Linked DNA regions of Homo sapiens: region 2 is linked to region 1. A link is a loop called in an ENCODE intact Hi-C map of the cell type or tissue named here. Cell type or tissue: mammary epithelial cell. All regions are shown on one strand.

Region 1 (5,000 bases):
AGAGCTATAAATTGGCACTCTTCCTCTGAGTTTTCAGTGGTCATTCTAGTTGCCTACTTGGCCAAATGGCGCAGATTGTTGAGGAAAGACCTCTGTATACCCTATGCACTTTGAGCAGTTGTTGGTGTGGCTGACCAAGGTGAGGAGCAAGGAGAGGGTCACCTCCTCTGTATTCAAGGTCACTATCAGAATCCTGCATCAGAACAGGGACCACCCCACTTGGCGGCTGGGGGACTTTTACCATCCCTCCTGTAACCTCTGTCAGCCCCACTAAACAATACCCTTTAGGTAGAAACCTTGTGTTTGCATTGCAAATAGAGCTAGAAGACTGGGTCCCCCAAAGTCCCCAAATCCCCCACAAACCACCATGGGGCTGGCACAATTTTGTGCCTGTTTGCATCTGTGTCTGGCCAGTGTCCCCTCCAAAAAAAAACTTAGCTATGGATTCCTGAAATTAAAATCCACATGCTATGCATGTCAGAGCCTGGAATGCAAAAGGAAAGGTCAGCGTTTGCTGAGAGAGAGGGTGACCTGCAGAGATGCTGCAGCATAAGTGGTCCCTGGAGGACCAGGGGCCCAAGGGGGCTGAGGAAGAGTATCAGAAGAGATGGCAACATAGCGAACCACTGTCTCTATTGTTTTTTAAAAAAAGGTATTAAATGCTTGATTGCCAAATTAGGAAAAACAATCTCAATAGATGTGCTGATAAATTGACTGAATATAGCTGAAAATGAAATTGACAATCTGAAGATTATAACAGAAGAATTATCCCAGAGCATGGCTGGATGATTTCAACTCTATGACATTCTGGGAAAGGCAAAACTATGGGGACAGAAAAAAAGATCAGTGGTTGCCATTGAGAGACTGAGTGTGGATACACTGGGTTGGCCTACAAGTCTTGGTGGGATGGGCAACAACTTCCAGCCCTAGCCGTACTCCTGCAGGCTGGGTCTTGGAACCTCACTTGTTGGACTCCCAAGTCTTCCTTGTTCTGCTTTTCATAAGAAAAGCCTTGTGTCTTTTGCTTCCCTGTGTCTTGGATAAGTGTGGGATAATCCAGGATTCACAGACTTTGTAAATGAAGAAAACTCCAGATCTTCCTCCAAGCCCAGGCTTGATATCTTTGCGGCTTAGAATTTCAGTCCTGTGTGTGACATAAACATCTTGTCTGCCAGACCTAAGAAATTCATCCACACTCCCTGGCTGCTGAATTTTCTTTCCTGAGCCTATAGATGTTCTTCGTCATAAGTTGACAAAAGAGGTGCTCTGAGCCTGTGTGATAGGTTTTCCAGGCTTGCTGCCCGTTACTGTCATCTGCCAATTCATGAAGCAGTTGTATGCACCTATCCTGTGGGCGAATTTTATTTAGCCACTAATTATTGTATTCATTAAAAAGGAAGGAAGACAGGCAGGAAGAAGCACACTCAGATCTCCTCTCGGAAAATTCTCAGCTGCTCCACACATCACGTTTGAAGGATGAGAAGCACAAATAATGCTGTGAGATAAATAAATGTATAATTGAAACCACATGAAGTGGAATAATCAAGTTACTCAGCTCCCAGTGACTCCTAGTTTCTGATCTGTCTCCAGATATCAGAACTTGCAGAAACCGGTTGCACCTCCAATAACTACTACTCTGCAGCTTTTACCAGCAGACAATACCTTTGCCGTGGAGGAATAAAATGCATTCTTATAGGTTACGTGGTTTCTGCAAGTGAATAGTAACCAAATCTGAGAGGCCAATGTGCCGGCCCCAGTTTTATGGGACCTTGATGGAGTTCCTGGGAGGAGAAGGAAAGAAGCTGTGGGCTGCCGAGGGCCCCATGCTGCCCCTGCTTCCCTCCTGCAGGCATCCTTCTCACCTTCCTGCCCTCTCTCACTCCATCCCATCTCCCTCCAGTGCCTCTCCCCACTTCCAGTTCTGCATCCCTCCTGCCCACTCACTAACATGAGGGCTCCCCCAGGTCACAGCTTCCCTGGGCCTTAGTTTCTGTAAAATAGGGATAATTAAGGTAGAGAATCTACAGAGAATCAGAGGCAGATGTGAGGCTTCAATGAGTTCCAGCTGCAAAGCGCTTAGCTTTGTTAGTTTCTATGGTTCCCTTTTAGGAGGATGCCTTCGGAGCCTCTCACACTTCCGAAGCCTCACCCTGCCTTCGGCCCATGGTGAGTTTTAGTCGTGCCCCCAGGACATTCCTTAAGAGCAGCGTTGGGTTCTCCTGTCCCTCTTCATCCCTGCATCCACAGCAGGCATTTCTGCCCGGCTTTATAGTTCATAGAGTGTGTTCTTATTCATTGCCTTGTAATCTGTGTCATCCTCCTTATTTTAAGAGGAAATCAAGACCTGGAGGTGGAGGCACCGAGCTGGAACACAGCTCCCCTGGGAACCACTCTGGGCAGGACTGGCCGGCCCTGGAGGTGCTGGGTCCCTGTGGGTGGCCGACTGACAGTGCCTGGGAGGCACGTGCCCCGTCCCCGTCGCCTGCGCGGGTCAGTGGGCAGCCCAGGCCAGATCCTCTGAAAGGAGACCTCGCATTGTCTGTTTCCCAAGAAGCCGCAGTGCCACCTCGCGGCCGCCTTCAGAAGTGCATGCTGCGATCTGGCGCTCTGAGAAGCCCTGTGGGGAGGTACCTGCGTCCAGCCCAAGGGGCTGCCTGCCTGGCCCGCGAGGAAGAGCGCGTTCCTGCCGGGCCCACGCAGCTGAAAGTGGAAATGGGTTCTGTAGAATGTTTCGGCGTGCACCGAATTCGCGCAAGAATCCTCTACTGATGCCAGGCCCTGTGCCCAGGGATGGGGTGGGGGCGGTGCAGAGAAAGGACCGTGGGGTGGTGCAGAGAAAGGACCGTGGGGTCGTAGAGAGGAGTGCCAGAGGCCTTAGCTCTAAGGGGTGCGGGAATCGGAGAGGCAGAGGCCAACCAGAGGACCTCTTCGTGAGGCCAGCTGTCATGAGTGCTAGGATCCGAGCAAAGGGCCGAGTCCAGCTGCGCACACAGAGGGGCCCATCTCCTGCCACATGGTTTCCTTTCGTCCTCCCGCTTGCTCCGATTAACAGGCATCCTGCATCTTGGGCGTACAAGCTTCCCGGCCGCGCAAGTTGTTCAAGAACCCCAGAGGCAGGTGTTTCCGGGAGGCTCTAAGCCGACAGCTCTTTGAATGCCTGGCTGCTCACAGGGCCTGAGCCTCTGCCACACCCTGTTTAAGAACCCGAGGCTGCACGGCTGCTCAGGCCACCCCCAGCCAGACTCTGTCCTTCTCTTGCAGAGAGGTACACTCTGGGGCCTGGCCACCCTTCCCGCCGGGGGCCTCTCTGAGAGCCTCTGGCTCCAATAAAAGAAGGGAACAGAGTCCCAAATCCCTTTTTTCTGGCAGGCTCTTGGCCGTTGGGTGAATTTGCCACCCCCTTCTCCCTGACGTTGTGTATTAAGGATTCTTTGGAAGGGCAGACATTTCCAAGTCAGAGAAAGCGAGGGTCAATCTGCACCCTTTCTCAAAAAAAGCAGTGACGGCCTGCCTTGCATTTATACAATTTAAGGAGATTCCAGAGATAATAAGGCGAGTCTGTTCCAAGGTGACTTAAGGTCTCCATTTGCAGCCAAGGGAGCAGCTGGCATAATTCTAAGTTTCCGCCTGAGCAGGCACTTCCATTACCCTCAGAACCTCCATGCTTGGTTTCTGGAAAGATCAACTTCAGCAAAGAAGCGGGCGCGGGTGGGGAGCTAGCTCTTCCTTCCCTTGACAGCCTCAGTTGGAGACCTCGGCTGCCACCACGTGCCACAGTGGGAGAGTTTCCCGTCCAATGCTCTGCTCCAGCGATGTACTGGATTCCAGCCTGGGACCACCCAGAGACTTCGTTATATGTGGAATATAGGGAAATGAACACGGCAATGTCTGCACCACACAGAAGGTCTAGATTTCTCATCTGGAAAATGGTCCATTTCTGCCCGGGTCACAGAGGAAAAAAAGATCTGGCTGGGTGCAGTGGCTCATGCTTATAATCCTAGTGCTTTGGGAGGCTGAGACAGAAGGATGGCTTAAGGCCAGGGGTTCTAGACCAGTCTAGGCAACATAGTGAGACCCTGTCTCTACAAAAAAAGAATCAGACAGTTGCAGTAGCATGTACCTGTAGTTCTAGCTACTTGGAAGGCTGAGGTGGGAAGATTGCTTGAGCCCAGGAGTTTGAGGCACCAACGAGCTGTGATTGCATCACTGCACTCCAGGCTGGACAACAGAGTGAGACTCTGTCTTGAACAAAAATAAAGGAAAGAAAAGAAAAGAGATCCCACGTGGTAAGAGAAGTAACTTTTTGCTACCTTTAAAAAATCCTTATTTTCCGTCCCCATGGTAGGTTGTTTACAACAGTGGCCATGGTTTTGCAGCCCTCCTTGCATATGTGTCCTCAGCCCGGTGACTGTGCAGTAACTCCTGAGAAGATGCAGAGTGCATTTCTCAGCCCTTGGATCTGAGCTGGCCTGTGACTCACTTTGGTGCACAGAATGTGGCAGAAGTAAGGGGATTCAGGTTCTGAGGCTAGGCTGTAACAGCCATTGCATGCTTCCTCTTCCTTTCAGATCTCTGGGCTAGCCTGCTAGCCACTCAGAAAGATACCACTCAGCAGCAGCGGAGCCATCCCAGATGCTGATGTGTAGCTGATACCCAAGTGAGCCCTGCTGAGTCCGGCTCAGATGATCAGAAGCATCCTGCCAGCCCACAGACTCATGAGCAGTACTACACGGTTGTTATTTGAACCTACTGAGCCTTGGGGTGTTTTGTCACACAGCAACAGCTAACTGGTACCCCTGCTCACCTCCTTTCTTCTGCTTCTTCCTTCATTCTTCTGTTCCTGGACCTGATCAAGGTCATCCATCTGGGTAGTTACATGTCTGTGGGTTATTTCTCCACCATCTGCCCTTGGGGGCTGGGTGTTGGGAAGGCAGCCTGCTGGAAAGTCACCCTTGCAGACCCTGGAAATAAGCTGAGGATAGGCTCTGCTGGGCAAACTC
Region 2 (5,000 bases), 790 kb before region 1:
ATAAAATGAAATATAAAATAAAGTGAAATAAAATAAAAGGAAGTGCTTCCTGTGCTCTTGGAGCTGGTAGTCTTATGTGAGGAGACAGGTATCAATCAAATAACTGCACAGACAGCTGCCAGAAGCACTGACTTCGAGACCCTGATGAAAGCGAGATGGCTTCCCAAGGAAGCAGTAGCCCAGCTTCCCTCCAAGGACAAAGAGGAGTTCACGAGGTAGGTGGTGGGTGGAGTGGGTGAGGGAAGAAGGAACATCCTAGGAGCAACCTTCTTACCAAAGCCCATGGTGGGTGGGGCTTGGTGGGTCAGAGGCTAGGGCTCCCGGGTGTGCCCATGGGGTGGGCGTGGGGTGCAGCTGCAGATGGGGCTGGGCCTTATGGGTTCCTGTGGACTATGGGAACGGTTTTTGTTTTTTTTGTGTGTGTGTGTGTGTGTGAGTGATGGGAAGCCTTGAGGAGCTTTAAGTAGGACGTGTGTGTGTGTGTGTGTGTGTGTGTGTGTGTCGGGGGTCCTTGGGGTGGGTTCAAAACCCCAGGTTTCTCTATCAGCCCCACTCTGGGGATCCTTCCAAGTTGCTCCTCAGCTCCCCGCCAGGGAATCAGCTCTTGAAGTCTAATAAGCAGATGGGCCAGTCTACCTCTACCCACCCTGACCCCAGTGGACCTGGCCCCTGGCAAATGCATCTGGTTCCATCCAGAAGGGACCCTGTGAGTGGTTGTGTCCCCCCAACATGCCTCCCACAGGCACCCCAACTCACTCTGCCCCTGTGGTTAGGGCCCCTTTCCCTAGTCCCTTCCTTCCCCACCCTCTCCCCAGGAACATCCTGGGGGCTCCCTGCTAGTCCCTCCTGCTGAATCAGGCCCAGGGCCCTTCTAGCTCGGCTCCTCCTGTTTTCTTCCCCTCCCCTGAGTCTCAGATAGACATCTGTTTGAAGTTTAGCTTTAAACTTTGTTTCTTGAAAAGATCTTAGAAACAAGAATCAAAATACAGTGAGAACTCCGTGTCTCTCCCACCCCGACGCCCAGCTTCCTTTCCCAGAGCCAATGGCTCTTGTCAGTTTCATGAGCATCACTCTAGATATATTTTACACACGTGCACACACACACACCCACACACGAATAGTAGCATGTCATACAGAGCACTCTGCCGCTTGCCTTTTGATCTTCATGGTCTGCATGTGGGTTATCCACATCAGCATGTACAGATCTGCTTCCTTCTTTTTAAAGTGGCTGCAGTGGACCTCGCCATATGGATGTGCTGTGTCCATGTGACCAGTCCCTGTTGAAGGACACTGAGATCATTTCTCTGTCCTCTGTCCTGCTGCACCACCACGCTGTACACACACCTCAATCCTCGAGTCCTGGTACACCTGTGGTGAACTTTCGGAAGTGATGCTGGGTCAAGGGCAAGTGTGTTTGTAAGTGGATAGAAATGTCACCCCACCTGGAGGGTGCAAGGTCTGCTCATGTGCATCCTCACTGGACAGTATATTATCCAATCTTCTGATATTCATCAATCTAATAGATGAAAATGGCATCTTGTTGCATTTGTGATATGTTATTTTAAGTGATAATAAACATCTAATATAGTTGAAAACTTTGTATTTCCTACTCCTAACATTTGCCTATTTTTTTCTAACAAAGTTTCCATTGTGTTTTTTAGTGATTTGTAGAAACTCTTTATATATTAAAGAAATTAGTCATTGGACTACTTCCAAGCTCACTTTATTATTCAGCAATCCTGGCAGCTTTGCATAGCAATTTTAGTTTCGTACAATTCCAACAACAGATGCTGGGGACACCTGAGGCCCTTTCTAATAGTGGGGACTCAGGAGTCCCAGCAGGGCCAAGGCCTTAGGGTCTGAATAGTAATTGTCTCTCAGAAGATCTCACTGGTGGCTTGAGTTCTTAGCTTGTGGCAAAGCTTCCACCAGCAATAAGTGCTGAAGCTAAATCCTGCCCAGGTCCTCAGATCTGACCCTTGGACTCTGACACAGCCCTGTGTGGGCTAGAAATTGCTGGGGCCCCTGGTTGACCTTCTGGTCCTGGCTCAGGTCCCTCCTGTGTGGGGACCTCCAGCCCTGCCTTCTCATCCTGGCCCTCCCTGGCTCAGGCTCTGCCAACTGACATTCCCACACTCCTGCTTGTTATTCCCCGGGCCTGGGAGAGGGTCCGGGTGGTGTTCACACCCTCACCAGCTTAGGCTGCCCCCTTAGAGGCAGGGCCTGAGCCTGGTTTATTGAGGGAGCTCTCAGGGGACCCCTGTAAGTGGAGGGAAGTGAATGTGCCGAGCAAGAATGTGGTCTCAAGTGGGGCCCGCTGGGATTGGGGCGGGGAAGCGTTCTGGAGAACAAATCTCATTGGCTCTGTCCTGCCCTGAGGCCAGGGGCCTGGGCTCCTGTGCTCTGCTCAGTCAGAACAGCCAGCTTTGCTCTCCACCTCCGGGGGTGGATGGGAGGGTGGGCGTAACCTCCCAGGTGTCTCCACCAGGTGGCACTCATTGGTCAAGGTAAATTCTCGGCATAAGGTCACAGGTGTAAGCCAGGGAGCACTGGGGACCCTGCACCAGCCCCTAAGGGCGCTTTCCTTAAACCAGACACAACTCAGCTCTGCAGCTGATGCAGTGGAGAATCTCCATGAAGGAATGGGGTGGGGCCCTGTCCTCCAAGATTCCTGGCCTTAAGGATCTCTCCCCAATGCCAGCCATCTCTGTCATGCCAGCCTCAAAGGAGCCCTGGGCCCTGCTCTCTGCTCAACTCTGCTTCATAACTGCAGTGCTGGGAACAAACAGTGAAGTGGATGGGCATGACACAGGGAAATAAACCCTCAAAAAACCCAGTTGGATGGCTGGGAAGACAAGCCTCTCTCCAAGGCCGAGGCCTCCGTGGACAGGGTGCCTGCAGGCCTGGACAGCTTCATTCTATACCTGCCCCACCGAGGCCGCCCCAGTTCTGCTGTGAGGACTGTGAACCCCCATCCATGGGGAGGTAGAGACAGAAAAGAACAAGTTTGATAGAGTGAGAGAAGGGGATAGAGCTCTGGAGGAAAAAAGCAGGCAGGTGTAATGAGATGCAGGGCAGGGTGGGAGGTCACGGAAGGACGGGGTGGGCAGAGACCTTCGGGAGGGCGGCCAGGTTGGCTGAGGACACCTTTAGGCAGCAGGCGAAGGCCTTAGGGTGGGGGTGCTGAGGGTGAGCATGGAGGCCGAGGGGCGGAACGGAGTGAGCACAGGAGGAGGGCAGGGCAGGGCAGGAGCTGGAGCCCAGCTCTTCCTCAGTGGGGGCCCTGGCCCGGCAGGCTCCAGCCAGACAACTACACTGGGATTGGATGCTGTCAACGCACACACGTGGTGGGACAGTGCAGTAGGGCCACCTTAAAACCCATTCCCCATCTGGAGTAAGAACCCGAGGGACCCTCTTTCAAAAACTATTTGGATTCTGTTTTCTTGGCTGCTGGACTGGTGCTGCAGACACAAAGGGTCTGCGTTAGTCAAACTCCTGGCCCCCTCCTCCTCTGCCTGCCTCCTTCCCACCAGCTTCCCCCTCCCCTACCCCCTCTTTTCCATAGGCCTTAGTGCCGGGATGGGCTGATAGGGTGCCAGCTCTCCACCTGTCAGGCCACGGATGCACCCTGCCTCTTATCCCTCTTATCCATGGAGCTAGAACCAGGCATGCTTCTTTGAGAAAAAGTAATTTATTTTCTAATTACAAAAGACAATGGGCTTAAACAAAGGGAAGGCAGCTCCACGCTCAGACAGTGGGGCCCTCTGTGGACTCTTCTCTTCCCTCACTGACCTGGGGAGGGGCGCTGGGGTCTCCGGAATGAGGAGAAGCTCACAGGCATGTCTAGAGCCTCAGGCTGGTGATTGGGAGACCCAACGGGGAGACCCCAATCCTATTCCTGGTCCTGTCACTTATTTGAGGACATAGGGATAGCTTGGGAGCTCAGTTACCTATCTGCAAAGCAGGGTCCAGAGTCTGTGGCTTGGGGGTCCTTTCAACTAGGATAATCCATACTTTTGGACATTCATTCTGGGAATCACTTAATTGTTCTTACGGATTTATTGCTCTCCCCTCCTGGTATACCTTCACCCCAAACACACACCCCATTCTTCGGTGTGAGTAGAAATAGCACCTAGATGTAAAGGCCGGACACTCTGCCACTGCCCAGGCCTTGGTCTCCTCATCTGTCCTTCCATGAAGGTTTGCTGGGCGGCCATTTGAGATAATGCAGTGGCAAGTTCCTGTCATGAAGTTGGGGGCATATAAAGTCATTGGGAAAAGGGCAGCTGGCATTTCCTTCCCTCCCTGCCTGTCTCTTTCCTCCCTCCCTCAATTTTGAGCCACAAGGCTGGGAATTCTGAGAGCCTCGAGGACATACTCAGCATTTTCAGCTGGACTTTGTTTTCATTTGTGTGTTTCTGTCATTGAATTTCCCTTTTCTCTCCCTGCCTCCCCCAGTCCCCACCTCTGTCTGACACTCTCTGCTAAACAAATGTGTGTTCAGTGTGAATCAGATGGGCTGAGTCCACTGGAAAGGGGCAGGTGGCAGAGCAATCAGAGATGACTGGAGACCTGGCCTTGCTCCCAAGGAGATTTTGCGAGCCAGGAAGGTCTGGCCCAAAGGGCGCAAGGCTTGAGGTTCAACAGCACCGGCCTGCTTCCAGCTGGGCTGGAGAGGGGACCTACAGGGGAGGGGATGTGGTGATAACCACATGGTGGGGGTGAGAGGAAGGCGCACACTGGGACCGGTCTGGAGACATTAACTCTGGTAGAATGCTTGGGCCTGAGGCGCTTTGACTCTAATTGGTCCTGCTAGGGTCACCTGCCCACCCATGAACTGAGCCCTGTGGCCAGGAGGCTCTCATTAATCAGTATCAGTGTCACCCAGTGCTCCCCACTAGGCATTGAGAGGCTGGGGATGGTGGGCACCTGCAGACCTTCCTCTATCCCCCACTTTCCTTCTTGGTCTGCCTCCCCCTCACACCTCCCTGGCAGCTCAC

The links. Peaks named below come from ENCODE experiments on the same cell type or tissue, not always from the same donor. Only the 100,000 strongest peaks of a DNase experiment are listed, where the experiment ranks them.
Region 2: a loop joins it to region 1, with 6 times the contacts of the local background. A loop is called at or near these places in 5 of 110 quality-filtered maps.

What each region holds. Positions count from the first base shown.
Region 1 is chr3:126,676,986-126,681,985 of GRCh38, reverse strand. No RefSeq gene overlaps it. Among named protein-coding and RNA genes, the nearest start is that of TXNRD3, 24 kb to the right of the region's middle. RefSeq lists enhancers at 2,890-2,989, 2,505-3,111. In mammary epithelial cell, a CTCF peak has its summit at 2,569 (motif pointing left); a DNase peak (open chromatin) is centred at 2,545.
Region 2 is chr3:127,470,882-127,475,881 of GRCh38, reverse strand. No RefSeq gene overlaps it. Among named protein-coding and RNA genes, the nearest start is that of LINC02034, 64 kb to the left of the region's middle. RefSeq lists enhancers at 1,773-2,272, 2,273-2,774. In mammary epithelial cell, a CTCF peak has its summit at 2,487 (motif pointing right); no DNase peak of the experiment used is centred here.